Regions from separate parts of the Homo sapiens genome. Here region 2 is linked to region 1. A link is a contact called in ENCODE Hi-C data. All regions are on one chromosome and are shown on one strand. The core of a region is the stretch at or near the end of the contact, and the rest is flanking DNA. Distances in the headings are between cores, read along the strand shown.

Region 1 (5,924 bases), core at 3,195-5,694:
AATGTCTAGTTTTTGGAGGTTACTGGTACACTACCCCAAACACGGCTAACCCCTTCAACTTGAAATACTCTTGTATCTTCATATAGTAAATCATATCTGACTTAACTTTAGGTTCATTTCCTTAAAATTACATTATAAAGCCAGGTGTGGTGGCACAGCCTATAGTCCCAGCTACTGAAGAGGCCGAGGCAGGAGAATCGCTTGAACCCAGGAGCTCGAGGCCAGACTGGGCAACATAGTGAGGCCCCAGTCTCTTAAAAATTACATCATACTATATATGAATAAAGCCTAGAAAGGAAAATGGAAAAAATAACAGCTGTTATGTTAGGATGGAAGGATTTTACATAGAGATAAATTTTATGTTTTAAAAATTTCATTTAAATTGTTTTAACATGGCAACACTTTTTTTTTTTATTATACTTTAAGTTTTAGGGTACATGTGCTCAACGTGCAGGTTTGTTACATATGTATACATGTGCCATATTGGTGTGCTGCACCCATTAACTTGTCATTTACATTAGGTATATCTCCTAATGCTATCCCTCCCCCCTCCCCCTACCCCACAACAGCCCCCGGTGTGTGATGTTCCCCTTCCTGTGTCCAAGTGTTCTCATTGTTCAATTCCCACCTATGAGTGAGAACATGCATTTGGTGTTTTGTCCTTGCGATAGCTTGCTGAGAATGATGGTTTCCAGCTCCATCCATGTCCCTACAAAGGACATGAACTCATCATTTTTTATGGCTGCATAGTATTCCATGGTGTATATGTGCCACGTTTGCTTAATCCAGTCTATCATCGATCGACATTTGGGTTGGTTCCAAGTCTTTGCTATTGTGAATAGTGACACAATAAACATACGTGTGCATGTGTCTTTATAGCAGCATGATTATTATAATCCTTTGGGTATATACCCAGTAATGGGATTGCTGGGTCAAACGGTATTTCTAGTTCTAGATCCTTGAGGAATCGCCACACTGTTTTCCACAATGGTTGAACTAGTTTACAGTCAGTCCCACCAACAGTGTAAAAGTGTTCCTATTTCTCCACATCCTCTCCAGCACCTGTTGTTTCCTGACTTTTTAATGATCGGGCAACACTTTTTTAAATGTCATAACAAATACTTCTACTACATATTAGTACTAAACAGAAGCTACGAAATGACAATTGACTTGACTGACAAGTATGATTTTTAAAATACCAAAAGTAACTTTCAGGTTACCTCTAATGAAATCTATGAACGCAATTTTTAACTTGAGAGTCAGGATGAGGAAAAAAATAAAAAATAAAAATAAATTTTAAAAAATCTACTTTACTATAAATCCTGCTAAAACAAGTGTCAACTAAGGGCTAAGTTATTCTTACATACTCAAAATTCTGCCAATGACAAAAACTAATGGAAATAAATGGACCACTAACTAATTGTAATTTGGAAATTTTATTAGTAAGGATTTTTATCTTAGTACTGTTTTAACAAGAGTTACAACTGAAAGTTATTCAATAATCAAAAATGAAGGTACTTTAAAAATTTTGCCAACTGAGTAATATAAACTTTATTCCCACCTAAAACACATTAGGATAATTATACCAAATTTTTTAGGTCAACATCTCAAACATTTTCTACTAATTACCTTAAAATAGCATTAAAATGAATAAAGAAACATCAGAGTTTTCAATTACTTATTACTGGAGTTCAAAACTGTAAATACAAATGTAAAATAAACAGTAAAAACGAAACACATGTTCAACACTCAGAAGAATGGTTATTCTGACTGGACAAGTTATGACTTATATAAGAGGGAAAAAAATGGCTGTAAGGTCTATCTAGTAAGAATTCTCTTTTATATTTTTGCATATATACTAAGTTATAACCTCCCAATAAAACTGTTTAAACTCCCCAAACTTCAAAATGTTTCTACTACTCCAAATTTTCTACTCTTCTGCTACACGGTTAAGATCCAATTTATACCTTCCCAAACTGAAATTTACAAACCAATAATCGGCTTTAACAAAAGTACTGTCATATGACAACATCAATGAAGAAATGGGCAGTTCAAAACATATGTTTATTATCATCTCTTATTCCATAAATCAATTTCATGGTACAGAAATAGATACCTTTAAGAAAATAAATATTTGTATTTTCCCCAGTTCATGACATATTTTGAAAATGAACCAACCAAGCTATGGGTTAAAATTAATATTCCTACTAATTCCCATTCATTCAACAAATATGTATTTGTGTCATCGTAATCATCAGTCCTAGAGTTTCTTCACCTACCAATTTTTATTTCTTGGAAAAGTGTAAACACAAAACTCTTCAGGAATATTTTTAAAGATACGTGTTAAAATTCACTAGAGAAATTTCTACACAAACTGAAGTCAGCAAATGGTTGAAAACAGATGTCACTACAGTAACCCAAAGGAACATGATGAAGGAATGTACTTACGTTTCAAAACAACGATCCACGTTGTCAGACATCAAAAGCAGCATGCATAGCTGTTCAAGGGCTATTAGTTGCATGTCCCTTTCATCTCCCTGTCCCATCTGTAGCCATTCCAGCAATGTATCTGGGTCCACATCTGCCATGGTTTTTTAAAAGTCTCTTTGCTTAAATTTGAAAAGTAAAGGGAGAAAAGTCCTTTAAATTCCGGGACTGAACAGCTTGGGCTTAAATTTTTCTTCCTTTACATCTGCTAGAACCAAATTTTCATAGTGTCCTCCTAGCAATTAAAAAAGACTCCTAAGTACGTTTGGACGTAAGAGTGCTTAATGCAGTTTTTCAACTTTCCTTATCCGCCAGGTTTAACGTACAGATATCATACCAAATGAAAACCAGTTTTGCACAAGAGTATATAAGCTGATTAGGTTGCTGCTTAACTAGAAACCAGAGCTGTCTGTGTCAAAGACAGTCAGTCAAGCTTCAGGTCCCACTACTGCTATCACTAAAGTCTATGCCAAAAGGCAAAGAACACCTAACTAAAGGTTCTGTTTTTTCCAGCAAACTTCATCCCCCTCCTTCTCTACCCAAAACTGATCTTCAGATAAGGGTTAGATTCAGTATTTTGAGGAAACTCTAAACACCTTGATCCAATCCCCCTCCAAATTGTTTCTCCTTCAAAATTACCTCCAATTTCACATATTCTGCTGACTTCTCAATTTACTTCTATTTTAAAGATATCCAAATACAAACGACAATTATATACAAGATTTATCTATGAATAAAGAGTTGGTTAGGAATTTTGGCAGTCTTGGCAACTATTCTTAAAAGTTAAAAAAATAAAAAAATTAAAAAAGGAAAGGCTAAAAGTAAATGCAATGGACCAGCAGGTTACGGATCCGAACGAATGTAGGCCAACCTAGGGCCCTCTTTCCCCAGCTTCACAAGATAGGGCAGTTGGTTAAAAAAACAAAAACAAAACCGAGAAGCAACCCCAACAGGTAAGTCATTACAAAAGCGCCCCGTAAGCGCCCTGACTGGAGGACAGCTTTGGGTCCCACGTAACGCAGCCGCAAGTGTGGGAAGCCGGCGGCGGGGCGCGGTGGGCACCCAACGGCGGCGACCAGCGGGGTTGACCCCACACCCGGGGCCCGGCCGAGCCGGGCGCTGAGAGGCGCTGGCCCCCGCGCTGTGGTTCCCCAGCACCAAACCCCGCTAAGTTAACTACCTGTGTCTACGAGGAAGGGAAGTTCTGGAGAAGCAGCAGCAAGCCTTCGTGCCCGAGAGGAGGCCGCCGGGCCAGGCAGGGCGCCGGCTCTCCCGGGAGCTGCGCCCGGAACTCGAAGGCCTGGCAGCGAACCCTTCTCAAGGGCAAAAGGAGCCGGCCTGAGGCTCTGGCGCGGGCAACCGGGCCCCGCCGCCGGCAGGGCCCCGGGAGGGGAACAAAGGGGCCAGCGGGGAAGTCGGCAGCAGCCTGGCCGACCTCACTCGGCGCCGGGGTCTCGCTTTCCGCCACTCGCCGGGCGTCCGGGATCCGCGCCCCCACGCAGGGCCCTTCCGACGGTCCGAGGCGCTCCCGCCTCCCCTTCCCGCAGGCTCTTACTCGGGCTTGTCGTTCCAAACCGCTCCGATCCAGCTCCCAACAGGCCGCCGGCAGAGCCAGGCCCGGCCGCGGCCCTAGAGTTCCCAAGAAGCCGCAGGCCGCGCAGGTCGAACCGGGCAGGCGGCACAGGAAAAGCCGCGCCTCGTCCCTCCCCTTCCTCCGCGAGGACCTGGTGACAGGGAAGCGAGAGGTTCTCGCGTGCGGCAGCAGCCAGCGGACGTCCAGTCCCCAGCACGCGGCTCCTCAGGCCCTGCAACTCAGAGGCCCGCGCGGTGCTGCGGGCGACGGCGGCGGCGGCGCGGCGGGGAGGCCCAGTCCATCGCGAACCGGGAGGGGGAGGGGAGGAGGGTCGAGGGAGAGCCAGGCGGGGAAGCTGCCGAGGGCAGCCGAGCCCGGCGGAGGCGGAGCAAATCCACTCCCCCGGCGGCGACCCCGCCGGCGGCCACCTGGGGCGCTGCGGGACGGCCGACCGCCGCGCAGGGGCGCCAAACCGGGTACGCCGCGTCGCCGTCCCTGCCCCGGAGCTCTCGCCCCCGCCGCCTCGGGCTGTGTCGTACGTTTCTGCCGCGGCTTTTCTATGGTGCGCCCTGGCCCCCTTTTCGCTTCCCTGTCAGTCCGAGCGCGCTCATGCACGCACGTCCAGCTTGCTTGGCGCCGTGGCTAACACTTTGCGCGCTCCTGCGGAGGGCGTCGCACGGCACAGCACAGCAAAGCTGCGGCCCAACCTGTCCCCGCTGAGCCTTCCGCCCAGGCCACCCGCACTCAGCCACGATCTTCCCTCCTCGCGCACGGAAGTGCGTCGCGTAAGGAAGGCGTCTCCCCCCGCTCCTGGGAGGCCGACCGCCTGGCGGTTCACCCCAAAGAAAACCCTTCAGAGCAACCCTGGGAAAGAGGTGCTGCCGACGATTATCAACGTTGTACAGATGAGACACTGAGGCTCCAGGAAAGCGCAAATGCAGGCCCAGCGCCGTGCCCGGTCGGCAGCAGCACTGAGAGTGCACTTTTGACTACGTTTCTTGTGGCTTGTGGTCACAAGTATGTCTGTGGTTATTCTTTTCAAACTTTATTTCACACGCATTCAGAATAAAGGATGCATGCTTATAGGACGTAGTTGGAGCCCGGAGACGTCCTACTGTACTCTCACTTTCAGCTTTTAAACAAAAAGAAAAATTAATACGACATGATAGTGTTTGAGACATGGTCCCTCAGGCAACCAGAGGAGCTGCTAGGTATGAGTAAAGAACAGAATTTGGGTCCGCTGCGTTTCCTGTAATCCCAGCACTTTATGATTTTACTCTCTTGAGGCCCGGAGTTCGAGACCAGCCTGAGCAACATAGACCTGGTCTCTGCAAAAAAATTAAAATTTAAAAAATAATTACCCAGATGCGGTGACGCACACCTATGGTCCCAGCTACTGGAGCGGTTGAGATGGGATGATCCCTCGAGCCCAAGAAATTGAGGCTGCAGTGAGCTTTGATAATGCCACCTCACTCCAGCCTGGGCGACTAAGCAAATTTGTCATTTCCAAAATACTGGTTCTTTTTTTTCTTTCTTTTTTACTACTTCTTTAGAAAAAGAACCAGTATTTTGGAAATGACAAATTTGTACTTCAGATAGCTATCCGCGCATGTCCCGTTGTCGCAGGTAATGGTCCGTTTAGGTATCCTGTTAACGAAACAAGAGGAAAAAGAGGATTCAACTATTTTGTCCCAAGTACAACACATGAGGATAATTATTTAGATGTCATGAGTGTGAATTGGAGCTGCCAGGAAACTTCAAGAAGGAAGTGGCATTCCCTCTGGACCTTGAAGAATGGGTACAATGTAGACACTGAAAGGAAAGGGAAGAACATAAAGCCTGATATGTTCCTAGACATAGGAAA
Region 2 (6,006 bases), core at 675-3,174, 2.9 Mb after region 1:
CAAGGCAAATAATATTTTCAAGACATAGAATGTGGCCTCAATTATATTAGACATTATATAAAATAAACTTTTAAAATACTTGGTTGCTGATCATGGTGGCTCACATCTGTAATCCCAGCTCTTTGGGAGGCCAAGGCAGGCAGATTGCTGGAGTCCAGGAGTTTGAGACTGGCTGGCTAACGTGGTGAAACCCTGTCTCTACAAAAAATACAAAAATGAGCTGGGCATGGTGATATGCACCTGTAGTCCCAGCTACAGGTCTGGCTAACATGGAGACACCCTGTCTCTACAAAAAATACAAAAGTTAGCTGAGCATGATGATATGCACCTGTAGTCCCAGCTACTCTGGAGGCTGAGGTGAGAGGATGACTTGAGCCCAGGAGGTCAAGGCTACAGTGAGCTGTAATCACACCACTGCATTCCAGCCTGGGCAACAAAGCAAGACCCTGTCTCAAAAATAAAATAAAATAAAACAAAATGAAATACTTCGAAAGAAATATACCTCAAATGCTAACATTTTATTGGTGTATGAATGTTGTATTACGGGATTTTTTTTTTCTTCTTTATATTTTAGTGTATTCACTTTTATGAGAGTTTGTATTAATTTTATAATCTAGAAAGAATTTGGCAAACATCCCCTCTGAAAAAAAAAATCAGAACAAAAACTACCCCCAAATAGGGAAAACTCTACAAATGGCTTAACTGTGTATACAGTCAAGATCCTATAACCTAGGTCTCTGTATCTAAAGGCAGAATTTACGTGTGAATTAATCTCATTTTTGTTTCTGCTGACTCCATAGAAACTGTGCTCTCCATGGCTTCCTCAAGATGAGCAAACAAGAGTGATACAGATTTTTCTGAGATGGACAGTGCCTCTCACTGACCCCGCCCCCAGTATCCTACGACCAAGGAAAAGAATCTCATGTGTCATTTCTGTGGGCCACGGTAGTTAAGGAAACTCCATGTATTTTCATCTGGAGCCTCACAGCAACCCTGACAAGTGGCTAAGTGGGGACAATGTGAAGCTCGGCTGCCCTTCCCCAAGGCCCTGGTCTTGACAGTCCTCAGGGGCTGGAGGCCCCCCTCATCCATGTCCCCACAAGATTTCTGTCCATGGCACCCAAGGACCCACTCAAATGGTCTTGAATGGACCTGAGGAAGACTGGCGAGTTATTGGTTTTATAAGCACAGTTGTGTCCGTTTACATCTACCAGAAGGTACAGGGATATGGCGAGAGTGAGAAGACGTGACACCTGTTAATACAAACTCTCCCCTTTAACTTGTCTTTCCAGAGAACACAGAATGGGAGACACCGCTAAAACAGGCCACGTTAGCACTAGAACTGATAAACTGAGAGCTAGGTTCTAGATAGAAAAGTTACGATGAAACATCCTCATCATTGTCAACAGATGAATATCTAAACCTCAGCTTTGATGTCCTCTGCCAAATGGATTGGATGATGCCTGCCCTTGCCACTCCACGGGGTCTTTGGGGATGAACTGAGCTACAATGGCGAGGGAGCGGGTGGGATACTAACTGGCCCTTCCCCTAGATAGGAGGCCATCAAGTGCAGAGCCAGAGACCGGCCCTGGGCCTCCGCAGGCTCCCCCGGAGCCAAAGAGAGGCCAAACCGAAGCGCCCTGCCCAAGGCCGCCCTAACGCGACTCTGGCCGCTCCTGCCTAGCAGATACCGGCTGGTGCCCTCGCTTCGGATGCAAGATCCCAGCTCTGCTGCAGCTTTCGAGCCGGAGGGACAATCGAAATGATCAAAAATGCCCGGCGGGCAGCCTTGGCGAGCGCGCGGCGGGGCGCGGGGTGAAGTCTCGCCAGGGCGCGCCGCGGCGGACACCGAGCCACACGCACTGTGCCTGCGCCCGCGGCCGCCCCGAAGGTAGTCGGTAACTGCGGCGGGCGGCGGCCGGGGCTGGACAGCCAGCCCCGCCCGGCAGGCTCGCAGCTCACGTAGCGCTAGCGTGAGTCAGCGCGTTCCAGCGCAGCCCCGGGCCGAGGGAGGGCTCCCGCGCGCAGCGCCAGCAGCCCGCACGTACCGGCCCCGGGAGGGGGCGCCTAGGTGGTTCCACTCGCGGGTGCCCTGTGCCCTGCAGTGTCCCCACGCCCCAGGTTGTCCCCCTCGAAAGCCACGTGGGCGTGGGGCTCGCCTTCCCTGGGCGGAGTCCCCATCGGTGCCTGCCCGCCCGGAAGTAGGGGCGCGAGGGTGACGGGCAAGACCGAGCCCGGCCCGTGATTCTTCCTCAGCCGGAGCTCGACCTTCTCCTTGTCCCTTGCGTTTCCTTTCTTTGAACCACACACTCGCTCGCTCACGTTTGTCCCGACTAAGTTGCCCCCGGCCCCCGCAGCTGTCATGAAGATAGATGGAGAGGTAGCTGCGAGAGCCCAGCCTCGGCGGGTGGTGCCCAGGGCGGACTGGGGAGACTAAAGACAGTAAAGGGCGGGTGGGACTCGAGTCCTCTATCCACCTAATCTCACATGCAGTGGGACTTATCATTCCAGTCGGTCTGCATTTCCTCAAATCTGCACCTGTTTAGTTACGACAACCAGCTTTATAAAAGGAAGCGGCCTACGTGCCTGACAGCTGAATGACGGAATTAGAAGTCATTCTCTACTAAATGTGTGAACATAGCAGGACCTCCGCTTAAGTTCTAGACCTACAGGGTTGCAAGTCTGGGCCTCCTGGGGGCAGGAAAAAATTCCAAGTCCTCCTTTGCCCCTCGGTAAAATGTTCTTTCACAAATTAGAGCCAACGGCACATCTGTGATGTGCCTATGTCACTTTTTCAAAGCCTTGCTCAGGGGTTGGAATGTCGTGGAGAGGGAGACGAGGTGGGTGCTTATGAAGGGAAAGAGATACATGGGGAAGGGGGAGAGGAAACGTTGATTAGGAAAGGAGCTTGCAGTCATGAGTAAAGTGACTGACAGAACGTTATTGAGCCTGTCATGGAGATCAGGCACTATTTGGGCACCAGTGACGCAAAATAAGTGGCTCCCCGTGGTCCCTGCTCTCAGGGTTACAGATGAGTGGGAGATATTAACTAAGTAGACAGTGAAACATGAGGAAGACTTAGTATGACGGTTCAGCACCCAGACTTGGGAACCAGGCTGTGCAGGTTCTGATGCTGGCTCTGCAATTTACAGACCGTGTGATCTTAGCCAAGTGAGTACCCCCATCTGTCCTCACCTTCTTGTTTTGGAAAATAAAAATGGTGAAAACGACTTACTTTTTAGGACATTTCAGAGGTCTAAATACATTAATACAAGCAGAGCACTGGAATTCAGTAGGCACCGAATAAATCTTGTTAATAGAATAAATGGAGGAGATACAGGCAGGGGCTGCCAAGCACAGCAGAGCAGGCTGTATGCTGTACAACTCCAGAAGACACGTTCGTAGAAGTGAATGGAGCTTTCTGGAACTGTGCAGTGTGGTGGTCCTGAGTATGAGTGATGTCTATTTTAGCATAGTTCATAATAGGAAAAAATGGAAAATTCAAATGCACTTATCTATAAATGTGGTATGTTCATACAGTGGAGTACTATTAGAGCTATTAAAAGGGATCAGCTGCATCTATGTGTATCAAAATCTCAAAAGTATATTGAATGAAAAACAGCAAGTTGCAAAATGATACATGCAGCATGATGCCATTTATAGAAAGAAAATGTACATACACACAAAAAATCCCATATATATATATATATATATATATATATATATATATATATATATATGCTGGAAAAATACACACCAAACTTAAAGCTGTCTTTGAATGGAAGGGGAGGAATTCAGATTTGAAATGGTAGTCATAGGAATTTAGCTTATTCTCATATTGTAATAATTGTTTCAAAGAACAATGTGCTTATATATCATGCAGTTTTTTATTTTAAGGAATAGATATAAAATAAAACTAGAAGCAAATATGTCAACACTGGCTAACTGTGGGTTGCTGGAATATGAGTAATCATTATTTTTTCATTTGTACTTTTCTGAATATTCAAATTAAAAATAATTACAACCTTGCAGGTCAAGTGCTATGCTAAAGGTGTAAAAGGGATGGGCCTGGAGAGCATGTCTCGGGTGAGGCTACGCTTGTACACCCACAATCTTCGGTCACAACAGAGAATGGAGCAAGCTCCCCAAGACCCCTCTGCTCTAACCCCACCCTGGGGCGGGCTGGGTGCCTCTGGAATGCCATGGCTGGCCAGGGTTTCCAGACCAGGGCTGTCCTGAGCATGATGCTGCTGGCGACCATGCTTTGCAGGTTCTTCTTTCAATCCTTACCCTCCCTAAAATATGGCGTTCTGGTTGGTGCCTGAGGGGGAAACACCAGATGATAGTAGAACCCTTGAGGACAGGGAACCATCCATGCTCTACAAGTGGGTCACCTACAATTCTGAAAATTAACTGAGTCATTGAATTCAACGCAGCAAGTAAATGGTAAAGGTGGAAATGGAAACCATATCCACCTTATATCTATGAATGTCTACTATTCTCTGCCTCTGTGCAGGACCCTTTCACAGGTGTTGTCCTCTTTTGGAGCAGCTCAATGAATTGGTCAAGATTCCAGGCTTTGTAGTTGCTCAGACCTAGGCTCGAGTAGCCAATGACTACAATTTAGGGCAAATCACTCAGTTTCTCTGACTCTGTTTCCTCTTCTGTGAAATGGGGATAACAGTGGTGCTGGGGGAACGGAATAGATAATATATGCAAAGCACTTAGTACAGTGGCCTCCCCAGGGATCCCCCAGTAAATGGTGGTTAGGTGTCCATCAGGAAGTGGGATCTTTTGATAACAGATGGATCCTGTTTTAAAAAGGAGATTTTTTTTTTCTTATCCTATAACTATCCTTTACCCTAGTAAAGGGTTAAATCGCTGTGTAGGAAAAGAATGAAAGCCTGTGTCTCTCAGTGAGGTGGGACTGAGCTTGAAATTGACATTCTACAAGAGTTTGACTAGGAACTGTTGTTTGGAGAAGCCCACCCTGCCCCACTTAAAAAAAACCAGTGGTGTTTTTGTTTCTTAATAGCTAAATCTACCCACTGAAAGCCCCAAACAGGATTCTCTTACATTTAAAAAATTAGCCTGACACACCAGTGCCTTCTGAAAGAAGCCGTCCGAGCTTTTAAGTCAAACACACTAAGAATTCCTTCTTTCTCTCTTGTTTGCTTTCTCTCCCTGGCACCCATAGACAAAAGATGTCTCAGGGATTTTTAACTCAGTTATGCTGAAAATCCAAGATTTAAACCTGATTCCCAGCTGCTCCTTTAGAACGTGTTGCACGAGAGATGTTGTTTAGTCCAACTAGCTGTGGGGAGGGGTAAACACACACTGCTGGATGGTGGGACGTGCAGAACGTCAGGGGAACATAACCAAACAGAGTTAAGCATGTGCTGTGACTAATAGAGGACAGCCTGGGGTGTGTCTGTCGTGAGAGAAATCACCTCCCCACTGGGCCCCAGTACCTGAGAGAGGCCAGGAAAATAGCATCTGATTCCCAGGCAGTGTTTATCCTGCCAGGCTGCATGTGGCTTCAGTTATCACAGCCATGCTCTTCTGAGTTGCCTCCTGTATTGGTTCTGGAAGGGGTGCTGCCACAGAGGGTCTATGCAATCTCTCCGGGTGAGCCCCATATCAAGGAAGCCAGGAGCCTACCGCAGAGCAGGACAGAACACTCCCACATCCCTGGCCCTGGCCTGAGCAGAGATGTCCAGACACTTCCCCAGGCACCTGCAACCCAACACTCCTCCCTGTCCTTTCAACACGGTTTGGCTGGGAGTATAGGGAGGCTCCCAGCAAAGTCACCATGACTGGCACGAGTAACCTTACCTGCATGTTCCAGGACAGCACTAACCCCTTCAACAAATGCAGTTTGTTGTATTTTTCAAAGGAGAACAAATTTTACTGGTGGTGGAGATTGCATTTTTCATGTGCGTTTTTGCTGGTATAGAAATAATACATATAGGTTGCAAAAAGAAACTTGGATGAAATAGAAATATA

What was found. Hi-C counts contacts between places; a loop is a spot of excess contacts on that map. Pooled maps may share reads with other maps.
Region 2: a pooled map of gastrocnemius medialis shows a loop between it and region 1 (3-fold over the local background). The contact joins the enhancer-like site here to the promoter of HECTD1 in region 1. A Hi-C loop is called at or near these places in 1 of 168 maps with a recorded cell type or tissue (lower leg skin) and 6 of 50 pooled maps.

Annotation. Positions count from the first base shown.
Region 1 is chr14:31,203,349-31,209,272 of GRCh38, forward strand. HECTD1 (HECT domain E3 ubiquitin protein ligase 1) reads right to left here and starts at 4,445. Exons shown (of 43, transcript NM_015382.4): 1 at 3,668-4,445; 2 at 2,449-2,609. The coding sequence starts at 2,588. RefSeq lists enhancers at 3,337-3,850, 4,363-4,874, 4,852-5,021, 4,875-5,386 and silencers at 3,492-3,701, 3,822-4,031, 4,332-4,671.
Region 2 is chr14:34,058,332-34,064,337 of GRCh38, forward strand. EGLN3-AS1 (EGLN3 antisense RNA 1) reads left to right here. Exons shown (of 3, transcript NR_184209.1): 3 at 801-4,031. All of the region lies in intron 5 of LOC102724945 (a long non-coding RNA gene), which reads right to left. Among named protein-coding and RNA genes, the nearest start is that of EGLN3-AS1, 21 kb to the left of the region's middle. RefSeq lists an enhancer at 1,486-1,987 and a silencer at 1,886-2,245. Within about 2 kb of position 1,925, at least 30 of the 41 ENCODE cell types and tissues checked have a DNase peak (open chromatin) inside an H3K27ac peak, as active enhancers do.